Linked DNA regions of Homo sapiens: regions 1 and 2 are each linked to region 3. A link is an interaction called in ENCODE POLR2A ChIA-PET data of the cell type or tissue named here. Cell type or tissue: GM12878. All regions are shown on one strand. Region 1 has its middle 14 kb from the start of MYB. Region 2 overlaps HBS1L (HBS1 like translational GTPase). Region 3 has its middle 34 kb from the start of HBS1L.

Region 1 (5,000 bases), 78 kb before region 3:
ACATACTTTTTTTTGAGATAGAATCTTGCTCTGTTGCCAGGCTGGAGTACAGTGGCGTGATCTTGGCTCACTGCAACCTCTGTCTCCTTGGTTCAAGGAATTCTCCTGCCTCACCCTCCTGAGTAGCTGGGATTACAGGTGCACACCACCATGCCGGGCTAATTTTTGTATTTTTAGTAGAGACAGGGTTTCACCATGTTAGCCAGGCTGGTCTTGAACTCTTGACCTAAAGTGATCCACCTGCCTTGGCCTTCCAAAATGCTGGGATTAGAGGGGTGGATATGTTTTATTTAAACTAATATATACAAAATGTTATCATTTCAAGGTGCAGTCAATAATAAAAATTATTAAGAAGATATTTTACATTCTTTTCTTGGTACTAAGTCTTTGAAATCTGGTGTATATATTATACCCATGGCACAACTCAATTCAGATACTCAATACTCATCAGAAATACTTTATTTACAAATTTAGAATTCATAAAATGTATAGTTGAAAAAGTAGATTGCATACCCAAGTTGTTTAAAACATACTTAAAATTTTTTATACTTAAAAGTTTTCCTGTAACTAAAGCAACTGTCAGTTTTAAATTTAATATTAAATTAATTAATGTTAATTATAAATAAGTTAGTCATTAACTATCAATAAATTAACAATCAATAATTGTTAAATTAATTAAAAATAAATAAATTTTAAAATTCAGTTCCTCAGCCACACAAACTGCAGTTCAATTGCTCAATGGCCATATGTAGTTATGGCTCCTATATTAGACAGTACAGCTGTAGGGCATGGAATTGTTCAAGGTCAGATACCTTGGCTTAAGGTATTATGCTGTCTTCAAGCTATTCATACTCATCTTCATCATTTTCTTAAAGATCAAATTTGTAGAATTCCTGAGTGCTGGAAAATAAAAAGATTTATCCCAATAGGTTCCAGTTAGATCATTTGATATTCAGCTTTTGATCAAACAATAAACATTTACCTTAAATGGATGTGTAGGCTGCCTGAGTCAGTGATAGCAGGCAGGGTAGAAGGAGGGCAGGACGTACATATCTGACTTGGAGTCAGAGACCCTGAGCTTGAGTCCTAGGGCTCCCAAACTCACTGTGCAGCTTTGGGCAAAATGTTTAATATTTGACCCTAAATCTTCATCAATATAAGAGAAATGGTACGTGTACTATGCATGACCCCACAGAACCAGAGTGAGGATCTAGTGGATAATATATGTCCAAGTGTTTCATAACCTGTGGATAAATTACTACAAGAACACAAATATGGTTTGTAATTAATAGACTGAGACACTAGATTAATAGCTACTATTTATTAAGCATTTGCTATATGTCAGCCACTTTTTTAGACTATTGCTAACCCTCAAAGCATCCTTGCCAGTAGTGAGTCTTATCTCCATTTGACTGAGGAGGAAATAGAGCAGTTGAGAGTTTAAGTACATGTGCAAATTTACACAACCTTTAAAGTTTAGAGCTAGGTTTTGAACCCAGGCTTTTATGATCACAAAACCTTAGGGACTTCCTAGGAGATTTTTTTAAAGTGATATTATTCCTAGATTTCTTTTCAGTAATTGAATAGTTCATCTATGAGTATTGCAAATAATGAGTGAACTGAGAATACTACTTATTTTAAGAGGGATTGTGAAATTCCAGACCTATAAGAGGGTTAACTCATTGCAACAAATAGAATAAAGAGTAACTCCACAGAGATTTTTGAATAAGAATTTACTCCAGATAATTTTCCAAAGAAAGAATACGTGACCTACTGAGGTCAGTAATTATTGGCATTTCTGGCTTTGAGTCATGCCTGGGGCTGTAGGACTTAGTTGGCCATGATTAGGCATAAACTAATTAAGAAAACAACTGGGATTTAGTAGTATTATGGTCAGTTTTCATGTAAAATGTAAAAGCTTTTCCTTTATGAAATATATGACTTGGTGTTAGTGAAGGCAATGAAGGGAATCAACAACAAATCAGCACCTCTGATATTTTGAGTATCACCATGCTGAAATCAGCTTCCAAAAAATCCAAAAGGTAGGGCTTTCATTTTATTTAAGCTATTTAGATATCCTCTGGATCACTGATTTGTACCAAAAAGGATGCAAGGGAGCTCTAACAACAGGACCTAGAAAATTTATGTTGCCTCCATATAGTAAAAAAGAAATGTATCTGTCTTTTATTTTTCCTTCTGGGATTTCAAAAATAATTTTCAAGATTCATAGTTGGCATGGTGCTGTGTTGGACATATCACAAAAATAGGGCATTTATCACTTCTTCTTTTTTTTTTTTTTTTTTGAGACCAAGTCTCACTTTGTCTTCCAGGCTGGAGTGCAATGGCGCAATCTCGGGTCACTGCAACCTCCACTTCCCGGGTTCAAGCAATTCTCTTGCCTCAGCCTTCTGAGTAGCTGGGAGCTGGGATTACAGGTGCCCACCACCATGCCCGGCTAATTTTTGTATTTTTAGTAGAGATGGGGTTTCACCATGTTGGTCAAGCTGGTCTCAAACTCCTGACCTTGTGATCAACCCGCCTCGGCCTCCCAATTTATCACTTCTTTGGAGGCCAACAAACACTCAAGGAGGGTTTACTTTGTGACAAGCACTTGCTAGGAGCTTGCAGACAAAAGATGAGTGTGACAAGTACCTGCCCTTGGAGGTGCTTAGTGGGAGGAAACCAGCATGTAGTAATTACCATACAAGGTGCATAAAGTTCTGTCCAAGGGAGCTTGGGTTATTCTTAATTCCAACAACCAGGTAAGAAGTTGGTGAGCACTTGCCCTATGTAACCCAGGCTTTTCTTTTCTTTTTCTTTTTTTTTTCTTTTTGAGACAGGGTCTTGCTCTGTCACCCAGGCTGGAGTGCGGTGGCGCAATCACAGTTCACTGCAGCCTTGACCTCCTGGGCCCAAGTGACCCTCCCACCTCAGCCTCCTGAGTAGCTGGGACCGCAGATGTGTGCCACCATGCCTGGCTAATTAGTTTTATTTTTTGTAGCAACAGGGTCTCCCTATGTTTGCCCAGGCTGGGCTCAAACTCCTGGGCTCAAGTGATCCTGTCTCCTCAGCCTCCCAAAGTGCTGGGATTATAGGTGTGAGCCACCGTGCACAGCACAATGTTAAGTGTTTTCAGTAGATTGCCCTGAGCAAAGTTACTTTCCCTGTTGTTCTGACACTTAATAACCCTAGGGTGTTGTCAGACTCCTGTTCCAACCATTGCTTTGAATTAAATGACCACATTGATCCATTTGTAACCATTACCTCTTGGTGTACATTAGTTTTTGAGCGGGGGTTTGGTCAAGAATAGGCCCACATGAGACTCTGGAGTAAAAAAATCTCAATTAACCTCATTAGGTAGGTGATAAATCTTAGCAAGTGTATTGCATTTGGTAGCCTTGGAAAGAGGACTTTTTCAGTTTTGCTCTGCCTCTCTAATAAATATAGTACTCATAAATGCATGTTATATTCAACATGTTATAAAGTGCTTTTTAAAAATAATTTCTTCAAAGACATATAGTTTTTTGGCTATCATCGAAGTCTTTAAGAATTGTAGTATTAGATTCTTATTTTCCATGTGGTACATATACACCATGGAATACTATGTGGCCATAAAAAAGAATGAGAGTATGTCCTTTGCAGGGACATGGATGGAACTGGAGGGCATTATCCTTAACAAACTAACATAGAAACAGAAAACCAAATATCACATGTTCTCACTTTTAAGCAGGAGCTAAATGATTAGAACACATGGACACATAAAGGGGAACGATACACACTGGGACCTACCTGAAGGTGGAGGGCTGGAGGAGGAAGAGGAGCAGAAAAAATAACTATTGGGTACTAGGCTTAGTACATGGGTGATGAAATAATCTGTACAACAAACCCCCATGACCCAAGTTTACCTATATAAACCTGCACGCGTACCTGTGAACCTAAAAGTTTTTTAAAAAATAGATTCTTGTTTTCCTTACTGTAAACAATCATGCCAAGGCCTCTTGAACTGCTCTCTGAGAGCAACTACTCACCTAAAAGAGATGAGTGAATCCATTGTGGCATGAGGGACTCCATTGACTGTCCAGTCTCCTGGGAGGAACTCTGCAGCCATGCATGTCATACCAAGAGAGTCGCTCCAGTGATTACTTCCCAGAACAAAGAAAACCTCAGGCCAATATTAGATATCCAATCTTCATGTTGTGTTCCACCTCTATATAGATCTAAGAGAAGCTTGATTTTGAAGGTAGCATCCCATAGCCTAACTGAAGGCTTTGAAATGAGATCGTGGCTTGTCTATCACCAAGTGAAAGAAAGCAACAGATATGTCCAGGAGACTGAGATCCTTCCTCTGAGACTGGCTGCAGCATCTCTCCTCCTGAGATGCTCCATTTAGTGAGTGACAGCATTGGGGGTGACGTTCTTTGGGATTCAGAAAACAAGAACAAGCTCTCCTATTTTCTGTTTTCTCTTCACAGTTCTGCCTGCCTTGCCTAAGGGGAGTTTTTGGAAAGAAACCTCCCTTCTTAGCCACCCTTCTCTTTGAGAATACCAGATAACTCCTGAAGGTGGGGGAATTCAGAACTAAAGACAGAAGCTGACAATCTGGAGCCAGCGGATAGATCTGCAGAGGCTGCATCACCTGGGAGTCAGTGATGGCAACCCTGCAGGATCGGAAAGACAGTGTTACCTCAGGAATATGTTAGGAAATAGAAATATATATAAAATAGTATATGTGTGTATATATATATATGTAATAGTATATGTGTATATATATGTATACATAAAAGTATGTATATATACATAAAATGAACATTCTGAACCTATATGAAAATTAATTGAAGGAAGGAAGGATGGGAAGTAGAAGTAGCAATATTTGCAGTGTTTGTGTACTAAAAGTTGGTCTAATTTCCTGACCAGTGTGTACATTAAAATATTGCCAGTATTCTATGTGGCATGTGATTATCTGCCATGATTTTCTTTCCTTAAAAGTTTTTAGGCTGGGC
Region 2 (5,000 bases), 66 kb after region 3:
TTCTATTGTTGCATGTTGCTAACTAGCTACCTCGATTCTGCCACCTCCAGTGCGGCTTTTATTTCTACAGAGTTTCCCACTCTCCCTCTGTTCTTCTCCTGAGCCCTGCTGGCTTACTTTTCAATTTTTCCTCCTATTTGTTTTTATCATCTTTATTTTATCCTGTCTTTCTTTTTCCAAGCTCTTCTGTCAGAGGCTGTATTTTCTTTGCTATATTTGATATCATAAAACTTCAAAAACCCTGTCTTTTTCTTTTTACATTCAACTGTTATATATTCTTCATCTACCTTGTTTTCCTCCATATTTATTCTTAGAGTATCTACCTATAGCTTCTATGTCATGCCCTCTTTGAATATTTGAAAAGGGAGGGATTTCTTTTTTGACAGCATTTTATAAAGAATAATGGGAGGGGTGTGGTGACTGAGCTCGGACCACCTTGTACTCTCGAACTTGCTGTTTATCCTTAGGTCATGTTGCAGCAGTTTTGTCAGCATTGTCAATTTTGTCTCTGAGGCAAAACAGAAGCAGTGAAAGGCTAAGTGAAATTCTCTTCAGAAGGTTTTTATGATTTCCTTGCTTGGTGTGGATGGGTTCTGAGATTCTTCCTTAGCCTTCACTGTTGCTATTTTCTTGATGACTCTTTTGTTGGGTCCTTCAGAGGTACGCCTCCAACTTTGGAGAACTCTGGCTTCTGGACAGAATCTGGAGTCCTATGTTTCTCATGTGCTCTCAGTTTGATCCACATTTCTGTTTGGTAAGAAGTTCTTCATAGTTTGTGCTTTGGTGTTATGACTGTTTCCTACTTTTTTGAAAGTACAGTTTTCTGTTTTTCTTGCTCTCTTTCGGGAAAATGGGATGGGTGTTTTTTGGAAGAAGATTGGGATAGAAACATCTTTGCATTGGCTCTTAAACTGGATGTATTTTTCCAAGGGCACTTGTTAGATTAGATACCCCCTTTTCAACTGTGAAACTAGAGTGATCTGAGAGGCTTGTGATAATTTCTTTCTTAGTATGTGATACAGCAGGCCTTGTCCTAAAGATTTAGGAGCTTACGTATAATGGTTCCAGTATCATGTCAACTTGATGCCACTAAGCATTCCGGAAGAAGATTTCTCTTTTTTCCCCCAATTCAGAGCAATTTTTAGTATTTTAATATATTTATAGTTTTGGAATGTGAACTTCTTAGTATTTACATAAAATTAGCCTCTTCTGGTAATAAATTAGAACTAACTTCTAAAATAATATACTAAATGTTAACATATCTTAATTTAGACAACATTTTAGTTCATTTTGTTAACAGCAAATACATATAACCTTAAAATGTTATTTTATAATTATGTTATACATTCCCATGAATGAACTGCTAAAAAGGCGCATATTTGGGTAATAAAATTGTGGAATAATCTTAGTTTTCTGATGTTATTTCCCTTGCCACCTTAAACCTACCAAGAAAAAAAAAAAACACCCCCAAGAGTATAAAACTGAGTAACACAAACTCTTCCACAGGAAAATTCAGAAATTAAAATTCATACATCATTCTTGTTTTGTGTTTTTTTTTTTTTTTTTTTTTTTGAGACGAAGTCTCACTCTGTCACCCAGGCTTGAGTGTAGTGGTGCAATCTCGGCTCACTGCAAGCTCTGCCTCCTGGGTTCACGCCATTCTTCTGCCTCAGCCTCCGGAGTAGCTGGGACTACAGGCACCCGCCACCATGCCTGGCTAATTTTTTGTATTTTTAGTAGAGACAGGGTTTCACCATGTTAGCCAGGATGGTCTGGATCTCCTGACCTCGTGATCCGCCCGCCTCGGCCTCCCAAAGTGCTGGGATTACAGGCGTGAGCCACTGTGCCCGGCCCATCATTATTGTTTTAAGGGACCCTTTTCTCAGAAAAATATTATTTATGGATTAAAATTTTATAATTAGTCAACTGGAAGATAGTTTTCAACAGAGTAGATATTATTATGTGGAGCGAGGTTTCACTCTTAACGATTCCTATTGAGGCTTTTTCTACCACTGGATTAATTTTATTTCATTGAAAAAATAGTGTTAAAAAAAAGTGAGCATTGAGAAAAATAGTTGGTCTAAAAATCTGGAAAAAGTATCATGTATAATTTAAATTGGACATTTTTTACAGTTTTCAAAATTGATATTTCCATTGCCTCACAAATAAAGTAGCTGATAAATGTTTATACTAATCAGATCATTAAGATGATTGTTTAAAAGTATTGCTTGGTTTGAAGAAATATATTTTATAATTGAGCTACTATTTTTGACAAGGTGTGCTTTGTAATAGTGGTCTACCTATACTGGTTAGAAACCTGTTATATATCATTTTCCTTTTCTTTTGAATTTTATCTAGTTTTCCCTTCAAATAAAGCTTTTATTTAGAAAGTAAAGCCTAATTTTATATGATGAGGTTATATTCTTTCTAGCATTGTTTTGCCATTTCATAGTGTTAATAATCTGTTAAACTTTACATAGTATGTCTGTATGCAAATATCTATTTAATATTATTTATATCTCAGGTGATGATTATCATACTTTTGGTTCTTTTGTTGTTGTTGTTTTTGAGATGGAGTCTCGCTCTGTTGCCCAGGCTAGAGTGCAGTGGCGCGAAATCGGCTCACTGCAAGCTCCGCCTCTGGGGTTCACACCACTCTCCTGCCTCAGCCTCCCAAGTAGCTGGGACTACAGGCGCCCGCCATCACGCCCGGCTAATTTTTTGTATTTTTAGAAGAGACGGGGTTTCACCGTGTTAGCCAGGATGGTCTCGATCTCCTGACCTCGTGATCTGCCCGCCTCGGCCTCCCAAAGTGCTGGGATTATAGGCGTGAGCCAGTGTGCCCGGCCACTTTTGGTTCTTAATGGCAGGTTGTTCCCTATTCTTCAGTAGGGAACTTCAAGAAGTTTAAAAAAAAAAAAGATAAAGAACAGCCATAAACAATTTCCCTAAGATCATTTTTTTCTACTTGTTTATTTTGCTGTATTTGTCTTTCTCTTAGATATCATCACTATGTATCTCATCAGTAAATGGGAAACATAGTAACATTTGATTTTTATGAGGAGATGCAACCTCTTTTTTTTTTTTTCCTGCTTAGGTCAAATGTATTATGAGATTTTATCCTTATCCTGGAAATAAATCCTGTGATTAATTTGAAAAGTTTATGTTACAAAGAAATATGAGATATTATGAATACTACTAAATCTATATGAACTTTTCAATAATGCACTTAAAATGCATCTTTTAATCCTTTTTAGTAGATTGTTAACAGTCATATTTAATGCATCTTTTTTGGTTTTCCCTTTTAAATATAATTTTCAATGAAAATATTTTTTCACTAATTTATTCATCACTGAGTATTTTTATTTAGACAATTAGGAGAATTTTATACTTATACAGGTAACCAGAATTAATTGGCTTTCTGCTTAAAATTATGTGGGCTTTGTAAAGGAAGTGGTTTATTTCAGTGAAAAAGCTTTAGTTCAGAATGTTCTCAGCTATGTTTTAAGATTCTCTTTGTATGTACACCTACACTGGAAAAACTGAAACACTAATTGCTTAATTTAAAAATAATTTGCTTTAGACTCTCAAAACTGTGTATCTTCATGAACAGCTGATACCATCTATGAATTACATGAATGTTAAATATAGAGTCTTCTTTTGACATTAATTACCTTGCTTTTTTTTTTTTTGACCTTACAAATTCTAATCACATGTATATTTGTATATACTTTCTTGTTTTATTCTAAGGCAATTATACATCCTTTTAGTAAAAAATTATTTTTACTGCTTTTAATGTGCTAGATATTACTAAGTACTTTAGCCAAAGAATAGAATGAAGGGAGAGGACAAATAAAATTCAGCTTAGCCAGCATTTATTGCATGTTCCTTTTTTTAAATTAGAAAAACGTGCTAGGCATAGGGGACATAAAACTGAGGTACAAACTTTCCCCTCGAGTTTTAGAGTAGCTCGTAAGGGGCTAGGTCTCTGATTTAATAGAAGTACCTATATGGCCAACTGCTTTCAGTCTGAATATGGTATCTGCTGCTTTTTCTTGGTTGTCTGTAAAGCTTTCTGTTCTGGGAGCTACCTCTCAAGGGGGGATAGGAAGGTGAATTAACATTTTGAATATCAGCTATGTGTCAGGCTTTGTATATGTTTTATTTGGTCATTATAAGAACCTTTAAGGTGAGGCTCATATAAAATAAATAAATTGCCTAATTTTACGTAGGTGTTAAGAAGCCAGTTGTAATTTGAACAGAGTTCTTTGAATCTCCAGTGCCCTTTTCATTGTTGTACATTACTTTTCTTGCAACAAACTTTTATTCTGTAACAGTTTAATCTTGTTAAGTGATAAGCATCGTAGGGATAAAATTGAATCCATTGTCAAGGAAACCAGCTTTATCATTAGTAAGGTATTTAAAAATTAGGGCTTTTTTTCTGCTAGTATTATTTAACCGAGACTTGTCATTCATGTATAGAGAATTGGTATCAGTTTCTAAATCCTGCAAATTAGCAGTCCTAAGAAATGAAGTCATTTGCTAGTCTGTTTAAATTTCAGATGACTTTGTGGTCTTTGGATTGTAAAACAACAATTCAGTTTGATTTAAAATACTGTATAATTTAGTTTATTAATATTTGCCTGCTTGGTGCCTTTGTAAGTACCAGCTTAAATAATATTGTTTATTGAGAACCAATTTAAGAGAAAGTACATGCCTAATCCTATGGAATCTAGAATTATGTAGCATTTTGATGCATTTAAGCAGTAATTGTAGGCAATATTAATGAGTACTTTACACCAAATGTACTAAATTCTTTATATCTGCTAACACTTAATATTCATAATAATCACATAGAATAGGGATTATTTTTATCCTAGTTTTATAGTTGGAGGATCTGAAGCTCCAGAATGTGTAAACATCTTCCCCAAGACCACAAAACCAGTAAAGGATAGAACCAGCATTCACAGCAATATGTTTCTAATACTGAAGTCTTCATT
Region 3 (5,000 bases):
ATGTTGTCCAGGCTGGTCTTGAACTCCTGGGCTCCAGTGATCCTCCTGCCTCAGCCTTTGTTCACATTTTAATTTTTTTGCAATTGGGGTGCATCTTATAACCCTATAGTCATTGCCAGTGAGGTGGCGATCATAATGAAGTTATTATCATAGCTGTTTGTATTATGGTTGATTCAATTTAATGACATGCATTATTGACACTACATGTGATGATTTACTTGCCATATAAGATGTCTTTTAAAAGAGCATGTATTGAAAGTAAAGGTAAGTGTGTACAAAGAAAGGCATGTAAACAAACCTGTGGGATATACATTTGATATTTAACCACATTCATTTTCTATTGCCTCTTTATAACAAATTTATTCAAATGTAGTGGCTTAAAATAGCACAAATGTATTATCTTACAGTTTCATAGGTCAGAAGTCTGATGGAGGTTTCACTGGGCTAAAATAAAGATGTTGATGGGCTGTGTTCCTTTCTGGAGGCCCTAGGGGAGCATATGTTTCCTTGCTGTTTCCAGCTTCTAGAGGCTGCCCACATTCCATGGCCCCTTTCCTCCATCTTCAAAGCCAGCAACAGCAGGTAGAAGACTCACATCGCATCTATGGAACCCTTCTGCTGTCTACACATCTCCCTCTGACTCTGACCTGGGAAAGGTTCTCAAGTTTAATGACTCATGTGAGTGGGATGGGTCCACCTAGATAATCCAGGATAATCTTGCCATCTCCAGGTCCTTAACCTTAATTACATCTGCAAACTCACTTTTCCCATGTAAATTAACACATTTCCAGGTTCCAGGGATTGGGAATCGGTCACCTATTGAGGCCATTATTCTGCTCACCACAGTGTTAAAACAAAAATTCATCTTTTGAACAAAGACCACAGCAAAGCAACAATTGATAATCTATGGGTCCCCAAAAAGGAAGTTATCACAGAGTAGGTACAACTATGTTCAATGTTATTACTGAGATGTATGTGGAAGATTTTACCAAAAACCAACCAGTGCAACTAAAGTGAAGGGGATTTTGCCCAGTTCTCAGAATGGATATAAGATATTTCCAGTCCAAGAGGATTTACTGATAGAGACTTAGGATATGAGAGGGATAATGATTTTCTAGACTGCTTAAAATCTAAGCTACATAACTTCTCTCTATTTTAGTGTCTGAATTAGTTCAGCCTAGTTAAGTACTGATGTTTTTCAACTTGGCTTTGTTAGAACTAGAATCTGTCCTCTTTTTGCCCCTTGACCTCTTTCTATGATAAAAGTGAAAGAATAAGACAAGCGTTACAAGTCAGAGTATGTGTTATTCCTGAGCAAGAGTATGTTAGTGACAATTTCCAGTGTGGGTGGATTTGAGGTTCTGGAGGACGAATGAATATTTTCCAGTTTGCTTTTCTATCAACATCAAAGACTCTATCATCACATCTGCCCCACACTGCTTCAGTCTTGTGCCTATTATATAGTATGTTCTCGACCTTAAGATTTTTTACAGAGGTTTTGTTTCATATATCTAAGTTTGTAGTTAATTAAATGAAGACTTTGCTAGAGGCTTTAGTGTGTGTCAGCGCACGGAATTTAATCCTCAGAGTGCATCCAGGAGACACATATCCCATTACTGGGAGCTGGGCCTCATTTGTTCCTGGCAGTATCCCCCAGGCTAACACTCAGCTAGACTTAGCTTCATATGGTATTGGCCATATCCAACAACATCACATCCTCTTCATGTTAGCCCAAGATTTGCTAACATGGAGGCTCTGGGAAGCCCCAAACGCTTTGGTGGATGTTTTTAGGTTGGTGCAAAAGTAATTGCCTCCCAAGGCAAATGCTTTTAAGCAAACAAGTCATGTAGATAACAGGTTTTTGGTACTTTTATTTAGCAAAAATCAATAGTGTTAATTTTTAGTTATGTTTGCATGAAAGTTGTGAGAAAAGCTAATCATCTTTTATATCTAAATCCCCAGCCCCTTTGGATTTTATCAGCAGTTGTAATTGTCCAATAAATATTAGAACAAATACATGACTTAAAAATAAAATACCAGGCATGGCAAAAAACCTAAAGAGAAGTGACTGGCTAGATTTGGCATAAATAAATAAATATCATGAAGCAGAACTTGTTTATGCAAATTTCCAATTCCCCTTCCAGTGCCTCTGCTCCCATCCACTGGGGCCCACCAAGCCTATTTCTGCTGGTTTTTATTCTCACTTATAGTGAAGGTGTTGGCTGATAAAGGATTAAAGTGGCAGCTGTCCATGGAGAATATTCACTTTCACAGTGGCTTTAATGTCCTGATAAGATTTAGAAAAATCAAAGAATAGCACCCCTAATGGTAGAATCTCAGGAGTACACCCTAGGGCAAAAAAATTCCTATTTGAAGCCTTCAGGTCTTCATTTTGTGGTGACTTTTTAGGGTGATGTTTTTGCTACCCATTCAGGTCAAGACAATGGTTTAGAGAGTAAATGTTATCATTTCACTTATCAATAAGATTCTAAAATGAGAACCCATGTCCCCAGGTTATTTTTTCTCCAGAGTTCAAATGTGAAACCATGTTCCGTCAAACAGGATCTTAACTGTAATTTCAATCTTATGCAGATTAAAAAATTAACATTCCATTCCCAGTGATGTTGGCTTTTCCTGGTGAATCATTTGTATGTGACTTTATTTCATGGGGTCTCTAATTACATGCCTCCAGAAGACACAAGGTATCGTAGGCTGCTCTTGTGGCTACAGTTATGACAAATCATGGGAGTGATGCAATAGTTCAGAGTATCTGTGGGGTGTGAGGCAGTGTATGCTAGTGCTGCTTCAAATTGGCTCATGATTGCTGATTGTGTGCATTTCTTCCCAACTCAGGTCCAATAACTTCATACCGGTAGTCTGAAATTGGATATGGGGAGAGTATTTGCACCAAGGAATTTGGCAAACAATACCAGTCAGGGTTATTGATTGATTGACTGACTAATTTCAAGAGAGCTGGCTTACCAGTTCACCACTGGTGTGGGTAATCTATGTCTCCCAAAGAAAGAAATATGCACTTTATTCCTAATTAATATTTACTCATTTTATCCTAGCTGACCCTAAATCAGGTCAGCTGAACTGTTACCTCAGGAGCATGTAAGATTGCAGACAACATAAAGACCTGCATTTGTTGATAAATACATGAGTGCCTTCTAGGTGCTGTGGATATAGTACTGACTAAAGTCAGACACAGTACTTGCCCTCATGGTGCTTACAGCTTGCTGGAGGAGACAAATGTTAATAAAAGAATGCCATAAATACTGTAAAATTCAGCCATGGTTAAGAGCCGTGAAAGACAGAGATGTCATATTACCAGAGTGTGTAAAAGGAGGATCTGACTCAGGGAAGTAAGGGAAGGCTTTTGTAAGAAAGTGATGTTTGCCTGAGATTTAAAGGAACAGCAGGATTAAAATAGACAAAGCTAGCAGGTGCTTAGTACCTGACACACAGTAGGTGCTCATTAAAGATAAATGGTGGGTAAATTATGTTCCGCTCATGCACTGGAATCTCTGTTGAACTTTGATAGCAATTTCCTGGGAAACATGGGTTTCTTTCTATTAAAACACACCACTCCGGGATGACAGCTACGATCTCTTACAAACTGGTTTTCAGGGACCGTTAACACCTGCTCACTGGAAGAACTCCAGTTCTGTGTGAGATCATGTGATAGGAGACCCGTGGCCTTTAGCTACACATCAACCACACAAGTAGCTGTGGTTTGCAGAGTTAAAAAAAAAAGTTATTTTCCTTTTGAAGCCCAGAAACTGCCAGCCTCTGGAGTTGTTGTGACGCTGCCTTCATGTCTGGATGTTTGTTCCCTTGTGTACAGTGACTCATGTTCCATCTTGTCCCTTTGCCATATGGTTTACAGAGGTAATATTCCCTCAAGGAAACAAAAACACAACAACACAATCATCTCTAAGATAGTGGAACTTAGGTTTTGAATGCAATTGTACGTAGAATATGAGAACATTTTGCTTAGAGAAATCAAACATATCTGTAATATACAGTAAAGGTGCTTCTTTGGGGGTGGTGAGAGTGCAGGCGGATGTGGAAAGGAAGGCAGGACACAAGTGTGATTTGGTGAGAGCTGTTGGTGGATATGCCAACTGGGACCTATGGTGGGAGAACCTCGCTGCCTCAAGCACAAATGCACAAAGCTCACACTAGGGGGCTCAGGGTTCTAGGATTTATGGGTTGGGAAGGGGAAGGGGAAGGGTGTCTTCCACCATCTGGCACTCTGTGGTCCAGCTGTGTTAATCCAACCATTACTGTCCTCATGTTTAGCCCACAGCATCAACAGCTCTTTCTTTTTCATTGAATTTCATAAAGGGATATGAAAGTTTTTAATGTCAAAGTTTTGATTCCTATAACCATGTCATCCCCATAGAAGCCAAAGTCTTTCCACATAGTCATCATAAATACCCTGGCCTGGTACTTTACCTCTGTCCACATAATGAGCAGAAAGGGGTCCTCCTAATGTATATTGAATGTATAATATGTACCAAGTATTACAGTTCACCCATCATCCTGTAATCCTTCAGCAAAGCGATGAAGGAGGTGTCATCTCTATTTTATAAATAAAGAAACTGAATTGTAGTGATATTAAGTAGCTCCACTTACCCAGTAAGTGGAGAGCTTGGGGATTTGTGTCTACGTATATCTGCTTTCTTTCTACTATGCTGAAGTGTGTTTTTGTCTCTCTGGGTTTTTTGTTTGTTTGTGTTTTATTGTTTTTCTTTTCCTTTTTTTTCTTTCTTTTTTCTTTTTTTTTCTTTTTTTTTTTGCCATGGTCTAGTCATGGTGGATAAGAATTTGGAAAAAAAATTGTTTAGCTGCTTTTTTGAAACCTCGGACTAATTTTCCCTAGTTTCAACAATGAAGCAAACTCAGTAATAGTGAGTGATGGAGTTCAGAATAAACTTTCTTATCTTCTTCCAAATGTGACTGAAATTAAGTAAAAAGAGGTGCCATTGTTTTTA

Evidence for each region. Peaks named below come from ENCODE experiments on the same cell type or tissue, not always from the same donor. Only the 100,000 strongest peaks of a DNase experiment are listed, where the experiment ranks them.
Region 1: POLR2A ChIA-PET joins it to region 3 with 5 read pairs; 6 of 35 experiments call an interaction of 5 or more read pairs at or near these places.
Region 2: POLR2A ChIA-PET joins it to region 3 with 6 read pairs; 3 of 35 experiments call an interaction of 5 or more read pairs at or near these places.

The regions. Positions count from the first base shown.
Region 1 is chr6:135,164,613-135,169,612 of GRCh38, reverse strand. No RefSeq gene overlaps it. Among named protein-coding and RNA genes, the nearest start is that of MYB, 14 kb to the left of the region's middle. In GM12878, no CTCF peak of the experiment used is centred here; no DNase peak of the experiment used is centred here; H3K4me3 peaks cover 427 bases; H3K27ac peaks cover 420 bases.
Region 2 is chr6:135,021,012-135,026,011 of GRCh38, reverse strand. All of the region lies in intron 4 of HBS1L (HBS1 like translational GTPase), which reads left to right. Among named protein-coding and RNA genes, the nearest start is that of HBS1L, 31 kb to the left of the region's middle. In GM12878, no CTCF peak of the experiment used is centred here; no DNase peak of the experiment used is centred here; H3K4me3 peaks cover 484 bases; H3K27ac peaks cover 826 bases.
Region 3 is chr6:135,086,746-135,091,745 of GRCh38, reverse strand. No RefSeq gene overlaps it. Among named protein-coding and RNA genes, the nearest start is that of HBS1L, 34 kb to the right of the region's middle. RefSeq lists an enhancer at 2,964-3,013. In GM12878, CTCF peaks have their summits at 2,334 and 4,202 (motif pointing right); a DNase peak (open chromatin) is centred at 2,842; H3K4me3 peaks cover 564 bases; H3K27ac peaks cover 1,641 bases; H3K27me3 peaks cover 290 bases.